Regions from separate parts of the Homo sapiens genome. Here region 1 is linked to region 2. Evidence: read pairs that join two places in POLR2A ChIA-PET (ENCODE). Cell type or tissue: K562. All regions are shown on one strand. Links, peaks and the distances in the headings refer to the core of each region. The heading gives the core; the rest is flanking DNA.

Evidence for each region. Peaks named below come from ENCODE experiments on the same cell type or tissue, not always from the same donor. Only the 100,000 strongest peaks of a DNase experiment are listed, where the experiment ranks them.
Region 1: POLR2A ChIA-PET joins it to region 2 with 5 read pairs; 4 of 35 experiments call an interaction of 5 or more read pairs at or near these places.

Annotation. Positions count from the first base shown.
Region 1 is chr11:75,169,230-75,175,243 of GRCh38, reverse strand. SLCO2B1 (solute carrier organic anion transporter family member 2B1) reads right to left here. Exons shown (of 14, transcript NM_007256.5): 5 at 5,838-6,014; 6 at 5,480-5,578; 7 at 2,675-2,865. Among named protein-coding and RNA genes, the nearest start is that of SLCO2B1, 21 kb to the right of the region's middle. In K562, for the core only: no CTCF peak of the experiment used is centred there; no DNase peak of the experiment used is centred there.
Region 2 is chr11:75,237,312-75,246,108 of GRCh38, reverse strand. TPBGL (trophoblast glycoprotein like) reads right to left here and starts at 5,335. Exons shown (of 1, transcript NM_001195528.2): 1 at 2,405-5,335. The coding sequence starts at 5,059. The coding sequence ends at 3,911. It overlaps LOC124902717 (a long non-coding RNA gene), which reads left to right and starts at 6,239. Exons shown (of 2, transcript XR_007062783.1): 1 at 6,239-6,463; 2 at 8,012-8,797. RefSeq lists silencers at 3,970-4,049, 4,180-4,429. In K562, for the core only: a CTCF peak has its summit at 4,302 (motif pointing right); DNase peaks (open chromatin) are centred at 4,308 and 4,898; H3K4me3 peaks cover 1,655 bases; H3K27me3 peaks cover 1,844 bases.

The sequences.
Region 1 (6,014 bases), core at 3,179-5,678, 71 kb after region 2:
AACAATTCCTCCCACATCAATATTTATTGCCTGAGAGCTGCTGGAAGCAGATCATCATGTTCTCAGCCCTTGTTTCTTTTTAAAGAACCTCTCACCCCCTTCCCTCCCCACTCCCCATCCCCAGTGTGCTGACAGAATGAATCCAGACAGCCAGACAGGTTCACAGCTGGGGAGCCAGGGTTTCAAAGCATCATAGAGACACAGCTCTTAAAATCTGAGTATCTGAATCATAGCAGCTCCGACTCAAGGACTCGTGCATTCTCAGAATCTGAGGCGCACAGGATATTGCTCCAGGAACCTAACCTCAGCATCTTACACAGCAGCACAGAATGGGGAAGTGGCTTGCTGCTCAAGGTCACATGACTGGCATGTGACAGAGCCCAGCGTGGTCTCCCACCCCTAAACTTTGCTTCTGTCACCTATCCCACCCGTGGCTCAACTGGCATTCTTCTCTGTTCAAATTTAGGACTCAATTTGGAGATCATCTGTAACCAGCAATATAGGCTCTCTCTCTTTCCTTTATAAACATCACTCCACCTTTAAGTTCTAGGAATTTCATCTTCTCGAAACTTTGGCCTGAACTAGGCAGAATCAGAAAGGCCCATCTGTAGTTCCAAACTGTCTTCTTCCCCTGAAACTGCTCACTCCCTGGCAGCTGCTTCCCCCTGCCTCTGAGACAGCTGCACCCAATCCCAGCATCAGCCCAACTCATCACTGTCTTGGGGACATCCCATAGCAGGGCAGCTATGTGCAGTCCCCAACCTGGGTAGCTCCCAGATGCACCTCTATCCCCTCACTGCCAATGCACGGCTTCCACCTGGCCTGGACCACCATCAGAGCTGTCTCATTTCTCTCCCCGCCCCCACCCTCTCCAAACATATTCAAATGCATCAACCTGCCACAGAAATGCTCTTGCAGCAAAAACATTCAACAGGATTTTTATAAATTGTCCCTTTGAAATTAGAATTACTTAGCAACAAGTAAGTTACTTAATTTATGATTGTCTATGATTTCTCAACAGCCACCTCCCATACTTGAGAAGGAGGAAATCTAATGCACAAATTTTCAGAATGTAATGAAATGTGTATAAGTATTAAAAAAATTAATGAACTTGACATTACTGGCTTGTAATTAAACTTTTAGGCCTGGCACGGTGGCTCACTCCTGTAATCCCAGCACTTTGGGAGGCTGAGGCGGGCAGATCACCTGAGGTTAGGGGTTCGAGACCAGCCTGGCCAACATGGTGAAACGCCATCTCTACTAAAAATACAAAATTAGCCAGGCATGGTGGCACACACCTGTAATCCCAGCTATTTGGGAGGCTGAGGCGGAAGAATCGCTTGAACCTGGGAGTTGGAGGTTGTGGTGAGCCGAGATCTAGCCTGGGCAATAGGGTAAGACTCTGTCTCAAAAAATAAAAATAAATAAATAAACTTTAAAAATTGTTTCTATTTTGTCATTTTCTTTTTAATTTGAAGCCAATTTGTTGTTTTTCAGGCCTCGTGTTTTTGTGGGTATCTGAAAAACTTGGAAGTCCCTGGCCCAGAATGGCTATCCTGCCTGGTGGCTCACATGATCCTGTCCTCTCCTACCAGTTTTGTGACCCTGGGCAAATCCCTCCACTGGGCTGGGCCTCTGTGTCCGCTTCTGAGGAGAGACCCACCTGCCCCAAGAGCAGAGGAGGAGGATTCTAGATACCCCTGGAGCATCACACCGGTCGTGACTTCTCCGTGAGTCTGTGTCCTCCCTAGACTGTGCCCGCTGGAAGGGTGGAGGCCACGGACTGATCTTCAGATCCAGCCTGGGGCCTGCACTCCATGCATGTTTCTTCCCTTCACTGTCCCCGAAAGGGCCAGGTTTATTTCTACAGCCAAATCCTTCATGCAGGGTGCTTCTGTGCCTAGAATCTCTGTTGCTCTCTCCTTTCTGTGCTTCCACAAATCCTTCAAAGTCCAGCTGAAATCCCTCCTCTTCAGGGAAGTCTTCCCAGATGATCCTACCCACCCTCCCAATTCTTAACATTCCTATGGCACATTCAGAATTTACAAAAACTTTAAGTGATGAGCACAGAGGCCATATTGTAGTGGTTAGTATGGGGGCATGGGCTCAGAAAGGTGCGGGTTCTCATCCCAGTGCTGCCTTGCTTGCTGGCTTTGTGATCTTGGGTAAGTCACTTTCCAACACTGGCTCTGGGTCTCCTCAGCTGTGGAGACAGCAGGTGATATTCACTGTGCAAGGCTGTCAGAAAGATGTGATGGAGCCCAGGCAGAAAGTATAGTGCCCAGTGGGGATGCAGTGTAATTTTTTTTTTTTTTGAGACGGAGTCTTGCTTTGTTGCCCAGGCTGGAGTGCAGTGGTGCAATCTCGGCTCACTGCAACCTCCACCTCCCAGGTTCAAGCGATTCTTCTGCCTCAGCCTCCTGAGTAGCTGGGACTACAGGTGCCCACCACCATGCCCGGCTAATTTTTTCTATTTTTAGTAGAGACGGGGTTTCACCGTGTTAGCCAGGATGGTCTCGATCTCCTGACCTCGTGATCCAACCGCCTTGGCCTCCCAAAGTGCTGGAACTACAGATGTGAGCCACCACGCCCAGCCGAAGTGTAATGTTACAAAGGAGAACAAGTGGGTGGTGCTGGAGCCTGGACCCAGTCAGGTGACATGGAGGGAGCTTACCTTCCTGGCAGGTGAGTCTGTGACTGCTAAGACCTTTCGCCGAAACTGAAGCTCACGTTTTTCCTTGGGCATTTCCTTGGGGAAGAAGAAGTAGGGGATGGCAGCCAGGGCCACTGCACCGGCAGCGATGAGGAAACCCAGCCACCAGGCACCCACCCATCGGGGGTCCTTTATGGTCAGGCTGATACCACCTGGAAGAGAAGAGCATGGTGACATTAGGGTCAGGATGATAGGCTGTCACTTCTAAGCCGCCATCCTGGGACTGGCCTCTGAGACATGAGGTGGCCCAGGCTGGGAGTCAGGAGACCTGAGTTCCAGTCTGCTCTGCCAGGTGTGTCCTGTGTGACCCTGGGCAAGTCCTTGGCCCTTTCCGAGCCTTGGCTTCTTCAACTACCAAGGCAGTATAGTGCAGTGGTCAAGGCCATGGACTCTAGAGGCGGACTGCTGGGTCTGAATTCCATTACTAACTCATAACCTTGGGCAACCTACACAACCTCTTTGTGCCTCAGTTTTTGTCCTTTGTGAAATATAGATATTAGTAGCTTCCAAATCATAGGACTGTTGTGAAAATTAACGAAATAGATGTGAAGCACTTAGAAGAGTGTGTGCCATATAGGTACCTGCTCCTCCTCCTCCTCCTCTTCCTCCTTCTCATTACTATTGTGATTATTATTCTTAAATGAATGTTTAGGATTACTGTTGTGTTTCTCAGACCTTCATGATGATTAATATCCCCAGGGATGTTTGTCAAAAAATACCTGGCCTTACTGAAGACCCACTTAGAATGACCACAGAGTGGGGTGGGAAGGTGACCAAGGAACCCGTACCTTTAACAAGTTCCCCAGATGATTTTGATCCCCCACTAGGTTTAATTGGGACTAGATTATCCCAGGTGTACCTCCTGGCTGGAACACACAAAGCTCCCGTCATACTTCTTAATCACAAGGCTGAGTTGTGTACATTTTCCTTCAATTTCCACAGCATCCAAAAATGCTTCATAAAAATACAAATGAGCTGGGTGCAGTGGCTCAAGCCTGTAATCCCAGCACTTTGGGAAACTGAGGTGGAAGACTCATTAGAGGCCAGGAGTTCGAGACCACCCTGAGCAACATAGTGAGGCCCTGTCTCTACAAATAAATTAAAAAGTTACCCAGGTGTGATGGTGCACACCTGCAGTCTCAGCTACTCAAGAGCCTGAGGTGGGAAGATTGCTTGAGCCCAGGCATCCAAGGCTGCAGTAAGCTAGGATTGTGCCACTGCATGAGGGGCAGAGTGAGACCCTGTCTCAAAACAAAAACAAGAAAAACCAAATGCTCCTTGATGTACCAACCCCACACACAGAGCTGGTTCCCCTGGTGCTTGATCCTAAGCTCCTCCCAGGCAGGGACCAGAGGACTCAGTTGGCACTTAGCAAACGCACCTGTAAAGCCGGGGATGGGTTTGGCTTTTGCGCTGATTAGACTTGATTCTCTCCTTACTTGTTATCTCCCCTGCCTCCATGTCAGGCTGGTGAGAGCTCACACATGCACCTCTCCAACCCGTCCGCTTCTCTCTTATCAGTCTGTGCCTGCAGCTAGCATGATCTGCCCACCCTGTGAAATCCCCCATGGAGAAGGGAGTTTCGAGGTGGCAGGTCGGTCCACAGAAATGTCACATCTGCCTGTGGAGATACCCCGTCTGCCTGGACAATGTCAACAGAGTCAGAAAACACACCCCCTTGCATGGAGCTGAGGTGTGTCAGGGAAATCTAGGGAACCCCTGACTCCCAGGACTTTTCTTTCAGGGGAGGGAGGGGTCGCAGCCAGAGCCCACACTCTGGACCCAGCCTTCCAGAAGGAGAGTGGGCGGGGCGGGGCTGTCCCTGGTGGCTGCTGTTCAGAGCTGCGCAGATCTGTTCTGGCTGGAGGCGCTTGTGGGCAAAAGCTGGGGAACGAGAAGCAGCGTCTGCATGTCCATTCAGCCACACACACGTCACCTGAGGCTCCCAGGACCTGGCAGAAAGTCTGCAGGTGAGAATGGCAGGAGGCACATCTGGAGCTGCTTGGTGCGACGAGTTGGGAGCTGGGATGCCACAGTGACGTGCTCTAACAGGAGTACGCTACTGCTCTCCAAGGACTCCAGAACCCTGGAACCCCCAACACCCCTCCCTCCTGGCCACCTTCAGACCAAGCGTCAGTCCCACTCCTTGGCCCACTCTGACCACTGCCTGGACCAGAAACTACTCTTTCCCAAATGGTGCCCCTGGCAGTTTCCTAGACTCTGAGCTGGTCAGAACTAGAAGGGTTCTTAGAGGTCACAGTAAATGTCCCATCTGAGAGAGGCCCAGGGTAATACTTTGAGTCACCAAGTTCTGCTCCAAAAGTTCTCTCCAGTGTGCACTGTCCTCTCTGTTTAACTCAAGTCTTGTTTCCCCCTAAAAACAGGGGCTCCCTACAGGCAAGAGAGTATGCTCTTCCACCTGCCCCACAGCATGTGTGAGCAGGGGGCTGAGGGCCTGTTGAAGGTGGGGTATGGAACAAGGCGAAGACTCCCAGTAATAGTAGTGACGGCAACCATGGTTCCTAATTTGATGGCACTTTACAGTTTATCTCCACCATCTCGCTGGACTCTGATCACAGCTTTAGGAGACAGACAGGACAGAGATTATCTCACAGATGAGAAAGCTGAGGTTCAGAGAGGCTAAGAGACTTGCCCAAGGTCAGTGGTGCTGCTAGGATTTGAACCGAGGTCCCCTGGCTCAATGTCTCCTATGAGAGTGGCAGTCAGTTAGCTAGGGTCTAGCAAACATGTGCTCCTGAGGCTCACCTTCTGGCATCTGGTTAATGTCCACATAAAGGCGCAGCATGAGGCTGCCCAGCCCAAAGGCCAGGCCTGGCCCCATCATGGTCACTGCAAACAGGATCCCTACAACACAAAGCCTGAGTTAGGATCCTCTGGCCCTGGCTTCCCTCTGCAGACCAGTGCTTGCCCAGTCTCTGATGGGCAAGAACACTCTGTCTCCCCTGGTCAGGGATGGGGAACTCTCCAGGGCTTCCCTGGACCTTTACTGGCCAGATGGGGCAGGGGGCAGGGATTCCATCTCCAGCCCCAACCCTGGGTCTCTCTTCCTCCTAGTTGAGCCTGGCCTGACCCTCAGAGGCCAAGGGATGGCACTGGTCCTCACCGAGGTAGAGGGGCGAGTTGCTGTTGTGGGCAAAGTCATCGATGTAGGAGATGCCAAAGGGCTGAATGGGCACCCCGCCCACGCCCAGCAGGGTCTGTGCCACGAACATGATCCCCACCACACTCAGATGCTGGGTTTCTGTGTAGCTTGAGCAGTTGCCATTGGAGGGGGCCGAGG
Region 2 (8,797 bases), core at 2,917-5,416:
TTACCATGCCTGCTCCTTAAGGGGACATCCTAGAGGTAGATTTCTTCCTCTGTCATTTGGCTTCTGCAGGCAGGCCCCAGGCCTCTGGGCCTCTGCTCACCTCACACTCCAACAGCACTCCCAGTGTGTGATCAGAGGAGGAGGCTGGCCATTTAGTGGGGTCCTGGCACTTCTGAGAAAGAGTCTGGAGTGGATGGTGTCAGGGAGTCTGGGCAGGGCCAGTCGGCTGCTCCATCTCACTTTTTACTGCAAGGCTTCTCCGGGCTCCCCTCCCCTTCCCTTCTCTCACTGCCCTCATCTGGCCATGGTGTTGGTTTGATTCCTCTCTGTGTCTCCAGTGCCCAGCATGAGGCCAGGCACAAAAAGGATGGGCAGAAGGAAGGAACAACCAGGCTTTACAAGCAGGAGGCACAGTGCAGTTGCCTGTGCCCCCATCACACCTCTCTACCTTCCTGACTCTTCCTTCAAGGGCAGAGGTCCCTCTAGCGCTTCCCAGTGGAGAATGTGGTGAATGTAGTAGATCCATTCTACCCCATACGCATCCTCCTACCTACCCCCAGCCATTGCTGGCCTTCAATCCTCAGGCTAATGAGATCTTCCTGCCTCCAGACCTTTGCAGAAGTTGGTACTTCTGATCTTTCTCTGTTCAGCAAACTTCTACTCATCCGTCAAAACCCAGTTCAAATGTGACTTCCTCTAAGAAGTCTGTCTAGGTGGGGTCAGGGCTCTTACTCTGAGCTCTCATTATTTCCTGGGATTTCTTTTCTCCAGATCTTGATTAAATGTGATTCCTTCCCTGGATTGTTAGCTTTTCTAGGACTGGCAGAGTTGCATTCAGTAAGGGCTGAGTGAATGGCTGGGTTTGTAGAAGAGGTGAAGCTGGCGGCCCTGAACCTTGATAGCCCCATAAGGCTATAGGCCACTGACAGACAGCAAGGAGGATGGCAGCCCAGAAAAGACATTTAATGGGGATCAGTGAATGGTACTAACGTTAAACACCAACTGGCACACAGTAGACACTCAATTTGTTGATTTTTGATGACTATTGATTTGATACTTAGCAGTAGCTCTCACATACATCGTTGGAACTGGAGAGATCTACAGATTTACAGATCACCTCCTCAGTTCCAAGGACATGCTCTCTGCTAATGTAGCTTAAGACTACAGTAAGTCCTGGCAAGTGAAACTGCAATTAGCTATGGGTTGTCAGCAAAAATCTTTGAGGTTTTATGAGAGCTACTGCTAAACTAAGTATTAAATCAATAGTTATCAAAAATCAACTAACAAGCTCTAACTTGCGTTAGAGAGACCATCACTATATTGTCCTGGGGGACTGCGGGGCACCCTTTGGAGGTCATTGACAGAGGGGAATGTGTCAAGAGGACTTAATACTTTCTCATGAGGAATGACTTGGAGAAGGGGTAGAGAGCGTGCCGGGAAAAGACAAGGAGCCCCATGCACGGTCTCTGACTTGTGAAGAGCTGTCCTGGGCTGAGGGGTGCTCCTGGCCCCATGGCAAAGCTGGGGCTGTCAGAGTCCCAGGCAGGCTCCTCAGACACTGAAAGGAAGGGAGGGAGGGAGCCTCCCATCACGAGATGATGCCTCCTGTTGAGACAGCTTAGGAGGCTTCCCACATTACCTCTGCAGTCCTTTTCAATAGTTAGAAGGCACACATTCTAGAATTATGTGGCCCTGAAATTAGAAAATGCCAGAATTCTAGGCTTCTGCCCTATGGTTCTAGGGCTCTGTGACCCTGAATGCAAAACAATCCAGCCTGGGGACCTGGAGGCCCTCCTGGCCCTCCGGTCCCCTGGCTTCACATATCTCAAGGAGTCATTTCATCCACACTCCCCACACGCAGCCTCTCACATACCCAACACGCAGGTCTTACCCTCTGGCCAGGAGAGTGTGAAGTGACACAGGACATAAAGGAGTATCAGATAATAATTCATTAGAGGGGATGATCCCAAAGCAGCAAACAATCCCTCTTTCCTGTCTGAATTAACTCCTCATTCTCTGTAGCTGGATTTCCTCCCGGATGGTCTTGGCTGAGGCTAATGTTTCTTAGTCTAACTCCATCCCCATCCTGAAGATGAGGAACGGGAGGGAAGAGGATGTAGAGGAAGTGTCGAATCCCACTTTGGCTGTGCATAACCCCTCCTCCGATGATAGAAAGCAGGCTGGCTTGGGGAACAATGTCATCCCAATGGGAAGTCCCTCCATGTATCTAACCTTAATCCTGCTATGTGCAATCAGAACCCATTTCTCCTCCCACAGTCTGGGAGAACGCATCAAGGGTCACTGCCCCACCAAAAAGAAGTCCAAAATGCCCTCCCAAGAGTCCCCTCCCACCCCCATCAGTACTCCAAGGTCAGCAGGAATGATACGGCACCACTAACAAGAGTAGAGTATCTGAGATTATTGCAGACTTTATAGAAAACTGCTCAAGGGAGATCCAGATTTTCTGGGTATGGGGAGGGCAGGCAGGCCTCAAGCCAATATATTAAAGGAAGGTGACTTCCTGTGTGCAGACGCAGCACAGGCCAGCCATTCTGCCTGATCTAGAGGGTGGGGAGTCAGGGAGAGGGGGTCCTCTCCCCCACTCACCAATTGTGCTTTGGGATCATGGAGAAGGCAAGGTGCTGAGCTTCTGACCCTGAACCAGGAGGGCTTGTGCCTGAGGCAGGAGGAAAGACCTACTTCTCTTTCAGAAGATACACGGGGTGAGGTGGTGGTGGTAGCGGTGGTGGCAAGGAATCCCCAAGGGCGAAGAGCCACAGGGGTGGGAGAGAGCATAGAGAAATCGAAGGGCAGCAACTTCCAGCCCTTCAGACCCCACTTCCTGCCCCTCTCTGAGGCCACGATGCCCCACTATCCCTTTCACACACCCAAGACTCTCTCCTTCCCTACAAGGATCTGCCAGTATGCACTAGGGGTGCATGGCACCTGCACCTATCCGGCAGGACTGAAGAGCTCGTCCTGGGACGAAAAGGGGATGAGGACATCCCAGGGACGGATTCCTCACTGGACCTTGACTAGTGAATGGCAGGGGTGGGTGCTGAGTGCCAGCATTGGGTATGGGGGGGGGGTCAAGAGCCAAAGGCTTGGGCAGGAGGACGAAAGTCAGATCGGGGTGAAGAGCTGAGAGTCTGAGACTGGGGACCAGCACTGAGTATCGGGAGGTCAGCGCCCTGGTGGGAAAGGCTGAGAGTTGGCTCCACACTAAGGCTAGATGGGCTGTGCTTGTCCCTGGGATGGGAGGGACAGACTAGGAGCTGAGCCCCATGCCTGAGCCGAGGAAGGGAAGGGCCTGAGCCAGAGGCGGGGGTGGGTGAAGGGGGGGCAGGGGTATGAAATATATTCTTAGATGAGGGGAGGGTGCCCAATCCTCAGAGCCCCAGGGTTGGGCCTCCATGCAGGATGGAGGGCTCTGAGCTCTGGGATGGGACAAAGGGCTCAAAATCCACAAAACCATTCTGATGGGGGTGCTGTGCTTCGAGTCCAGAATGGGATGGAAGGGCCCTCAAGCCCCGGAGGGGACTGAGGGCTCCGAGCTGGCGAGGGAGGTCAGTGCAGTCTCGGGTGTCGGAGCTCCAAGCACAGGGTGCTGGGGGCAAGTCTCAGAGCTTTGGCCTTGAAGGACAGATTCTCTGTGTGAGCTCCGAGACGGGGAACGGACTTTCAGTGGTTCAGGAGGGAGGTTTCGGAAACTAGGGTGGGCAGGCGGGGTTTCTGGATTCGGACCGGCTATCTCTGGGTCTTTGACGGTGGGAGCTCTCGGAGGCGGGAACGAGAGGGTACGGCTTAGCGCCTCCGAGTCAGGGGAAGGTCTCAGAGCTCGGGGCTCGCGGGTGTCTCATCTCCACGGCTTCGGGCCAGGCAAGGGAAGCCCCGAGCCCGGGGGCGCCGCTCAGAGCCCCGAGCCCGGGGAGGTGGCGCGGGAGCCCGCGGGCGCGGCGGGCGCGGGCGCGCGGCGCGGGTCGGCGTCCTGCTCGTAGCGGTAGTGGTAGCCCTCCATCTGGTCCCGGCACGCCTCGCGCAGGTTGCGCATCCAGCGCTGGATGCCGCGGCGGTTTAGGTAGAGCACCATGAGGAAGATGAGGCCGATGAGTGCCAGCACCAGCCCGAAGAACACGTAGGAGGCTTCCAGCTCCGGGCCGGCGGCCTCCGCCTCCTCTCCGCGAGCGTCGGCGCCGCTGTCCGCGCAGCGAAGCCGCGCCCCGTCCAGGTCCAGTAGCGGCCGGTCTAGCAGCGCCCGCGGGGCGGCGCAGCGCAGGCGCCGCGAGTCGGGCACGCGCTCCGTGGCGTTGCGCAGCCAGGCCAGCAGGGGGCGTGCGGCACAGCCGCAGCGCAGGGGGTTGTCGGCGAGCAGCAGGCGCGGCCCGGGGAGGCCGCCATCGCGCTCCAGCGCGCGCAGCTCGTCGGGGTCCAGGCCGGCCAGCGCGTTGAGGCGCACGTCCAGCTGCTCCAGGCGCGCCAGGCGCAGGGCGGCTGGCGGCAGACGGCTCAGCGCGTTGCCCGCTAGGCCCAGCAGGCGAAGCTCGGCCAGCGGTGCCAGCGCAGCGTCCAGCGCGGCCAGCAGCGCGGGGCCGCCGCGCACCAGCGCGTGGTTGAGCTGCAGCGAGCGCAGCGCGGGCAGCCCGCGGAAGGCGCCGCCGCCCAGGGCGCGCAGCGGGTTGTGGCTGAGGTCGAGCGCCGCCAGGCTGGGCAGCCCGTCGAAGGCGCCGTCCTCCACCACCTCGATGTGGTTGTGCGTGAGGCGCAGCGCGCTCAGGAGCGGCAGGCGCACGCCCGCCGCCTGGTCGCCGTCCCCGTCCCCGCCGGCGAAGGCGGCCGCGCGCAGCACCGTCAGGTTGGCGCCTACGATGGTGAGGTTGCGCGCGTCGGGCGGCACGTCCCGCGGAGGCTGGCGGAGCTCGGCTCCCGACGCGCAGCGCAGCAGCAGCTTGGGGCCGCCGAAGCAGTAGCACTGGAAGGGGCAGGGTGCCGCGGGCTGGCTCAGCGCCGCCGCCACGAGCAGCAGCCCCTGGAGCCCCGGCTGTCCCGCGCGCGGGGCCATCGCGGCCGCCCCCGCATCCAGCGCCCGGGCCGCCGCGCTCACCAGTGAGTTGGGAGCGCCTGGTGGGGGGCACGGGTGGGGCGAGTCCTTGACCCGGAGCGGCTGGCAGTCCCGGTCGGTCCGTTCGCTGTCTCGAAAGTCTGAGGAGCCGCACTTACTGGCTGACTGGCCGGGGGCAAGAGGGGTCAGACGGGGAGCGGAGCCCCCCGCCCCCGGTGCCCTCGCCCTGCGCGCCGGCCTCCGGCTTCCGCGGCCGCTCCGGGCTCCGAGCCGAGTGGGCAGGGTTTGCCTCCCCCCTCCCCGCCTCCCGGTCTCGTCCTCCGCCCCCAGCGGAGTCTCCGCGCCCTCCTCGCCGTGGGAGGCGGGGTGGGAGGCTCCCGAGAATCAGGGCTGTCGGCTGCTGCGCTTTCTCTTCATCCTCTCCGCCCCCGCCCCTCCGGGCTGCCGAGAAGTTTGGCTCCTGGAGGCTCCGACTTGGTTTTCCTCCTCCTCCACCCCCAACATTTAAGCTGGGTCCTTCCTCCTCCTTCTCCAGCACGTGTGGGGCGGGGCCCGACTGCGGAGAGCAGGCAGGTGGGTCACCACCAGGGAGAATTCGGGGGTTGGGGAGGACTTTAGAGCTGCTCCTACTACCGGAGGAAGGGATGAGGGGTGGGCTGAGAAAGTTACTCATTTTCCGGCCTCTTCCTAAGGCAGAGAGACTGGAAAATCCCCAGTCTCTGCTTCCTCCTCTGCGACCCTAGTTCCATTAGACCTGGCTGTGTCACCACCCCTGCAGGTCCTATGGGACCAGCTTTTTCTCCATCCCATCCCATCCCATTCTCAGGAGAAGTCTGTGGCACCCGCTCCCCTCCCACCCACCAACTCTGGCTGCTCTGCCTCTGCCAGGAGTTCCCCCGTGTGGTTTCCTCCACCGGGCTGGGCTTCTCTGCCAAGCACTGTCCTAGGCACAGAGACCCGGGGGTGTAGTGATTCTGCTCTTTGCTTTCACTCCCTGCCCCCAAACCTCTTAAGACTCCTGGGGTTCCGTTGGACACTGTCAACTAGTCCCTCCAGGCTTCTCCGCCTGTGAGTGGGGTTTGGGGCACCAGAGGTTGGGAGAGCAGGAGCAGATTTTGCAGCATGGAGTTGGGGGTCTCAGAAGGGGCCAGGGCTGAGGGTGGGGGGGCTGAGCTGTTTACAGATTTGTTTTGTTCTGGATTTTTTTTCCCCCAGAACTGGGAAGCTCTAAACCTGATTTAAAGAGACAGGCTCCTGAGAAGGGAGGATTCCTGGCCTTAGCATGAATTATTCAGGCTGGAGAGGCTGACACTTGATCCGCAGGCCATTCGGGTATCAGCAGAGCTGGTTGGAATAGAGGCTCCCCACCTCCTCCCAAGAATCAGTCTCTTTCTCCTGAATTGGGTACGGTTGTTATGTTGACTCCTTCCCTGAGGTTATATTTAACAGATCGACCAAAGGATCAATACCACTTAAGGAGAAGAGGCAGACCCTGCAGTGGCCTGGGTCTTGGGCAAGGACCAACATTAAGGAACAGAGCTGGTGATGATGGGGGTCTCCCAGCTCTCCCCTCCTCCAAGCCCCTCTCTCTTCCCTACCCCCTGTCTTAACTCTCCCAGGTATGAGAGCTCAGATGTGTCTCATGCAAGTCCATGCAGACTCATTCATATGTGGACATAGGATCGTAGGTTTGAGTGCGTCCTGGCATGTGTCCATAAATTCATAAAGACATACATATTTGAATATGCACACTTCTGAGCCCATGCAGGTTCGTGGATACATTCTCAGAGGGCAAGCTTACAGGCCCATGCTTAAGCCATGCCAAGCATAGGGACCCAGCGATTGGCTAGCACAGTCAGACCCTACTCCTCCTGCCCTGCACCATGCCCTTGGTCTGTGGAGGTAACAGGCTGGTGATGTCTTTTCTCACATGGGCACACGTGCTCAAGTAGATGCCACTGGGGCTGGGCCCCCAGCTATAGCCCTCCCCTAAACCCCGGCCCACACAGCAACATGCCCCAGCTCTGACATCTCCCCTGGTAGGAGGCACTAGGTCGTTTTCACTTTTCTGTTTCCAGTATAGAGACTATCTCAGGAGAGTGTGTGGTGCAAATGACAGACTGAATGAACAGAAGTCTCTGTTTCCTTGTCTGCTTCCAGGCCCTGAGGAATCAGACCACTACCAAGGCTGGAACTCCTTCCCCAGGCCCCGGTGGTGGCTGGCCTCAGATTGGCTGATGCCCCCCTCCCCTGCTGCCCCCCAGGAAAGGAGCTGCAGGACCACAGGCAGCCTTGATTGGGGGGGTGCTCAACACCTCATTTGGGGAAATGAGGCCTGGAGAGAATTTAGAATCATCAGGTGCCAGAGAATAAGGCAAATGTCGTCTGTTTTGCACAAATGGGGAAATAGGCCAGAGGGGCCCCAAGGCCCCTGTCAAGTTTTCAGAGTTTAGCCTAGAAACCTGACCCCAGGGTCCTTGCCCAGGACTCTGTCCAAGATGGTGGGCTGCATCTGAGAGGGTCCTGCACCACAAGGAATGCTTATCCTGACCCCAAGAAGCTGAGGCTGGGAATGGATGCCATGGTTGATCTGGTGTGACCTCAGGCCTTTCTCAATCTTGGGCTGTCACCTTCCTCTTCTATAAGGTAGATAGGCTTTAAATTCCTGTTCTTCCTATTCCTCTCAGGGCTGTTATGATAAAGTGAGTTGAAAGTGCCTCAAAACAAGAAAAAACATTTCACCTGGGTCTGGGGGCCTAGCACCCGTCCTGCCAGACCCTGGGTAAGGCATTGCCCCTCTCTGGGACTAATTAGCTCCCATGTCATTTTTCCCTGTTCCATGTTCTTTCCTTCTCCAACACAGCAGATTTGTGGTGGATGTTAATGAGTCTCTGCTTGTCTCTCTGTATGGCCTCTACTCAGCCTCCTCTCCTCTCTTCCCACTTTGTAAAGGTGCTTCCCGTCTAAATTCTCCTGGAACCAATTTCTCTCTGTCCAAGTTCCCCAAGGAATCAAGTCTGCGAGCCATTGGGGCTGAGGGATCTCTGTTCTTTGGAGGAACAGCGCTCTCCATCTTAGATTTGCCAGTGTTCAGTATGCATTAAGTGTTCAATAAATGTGTGTCCACTTGAGTCTGAGGCTGTGTGTTTATTCTCTGATGCATCTGGTGGAAGTCTCTTTTCTTGGACTGTTTGCCCCAGCTGGGGTGCTCTCCTCTTGATTCTGTTTCTCCAGTCCAGTCAGCTGTCCCTCAGGACTTGTGAGTTTTGCCCCCTTCAGGGAGCCCTCATGGCTTCCCTCTCCATCCTTTGAACTTCACTGATCAATTAGAGGGCTAAGACTCCCCTGATCTTCTTGACTGTCAGCAGCTAGGGCTCAGGTCTGGTCTAATTTCTTAGGGATCAGTACAGAGAAGGCACCAGGGAATATTTGCTGACTGAAATAATGATTTAAAAATCTGTGACTCGAGCCTCTCATCCCTATGAGGCAAGCTCGGTGAGGACCCCTCATCTACACTTCATACCAGGAGATAGCTGCTCAGAAATGTTAAGTGCTTTCCCCAAGGTTGCACACCTGACTGGGACCTGAGCCAGATAGAAGCTCGGGTTTCTTGCCCATCTCCTTTGCCGCAGCCCCCCCTCATCCTAGGATCCCTCTCTCCTGGGAGTGTGGCTGGGTCAGATCCCAGGGGAGCCTGTGGGCAAAGAGCTCACGCCCTCAGGGTTTCCTTAGGACTCG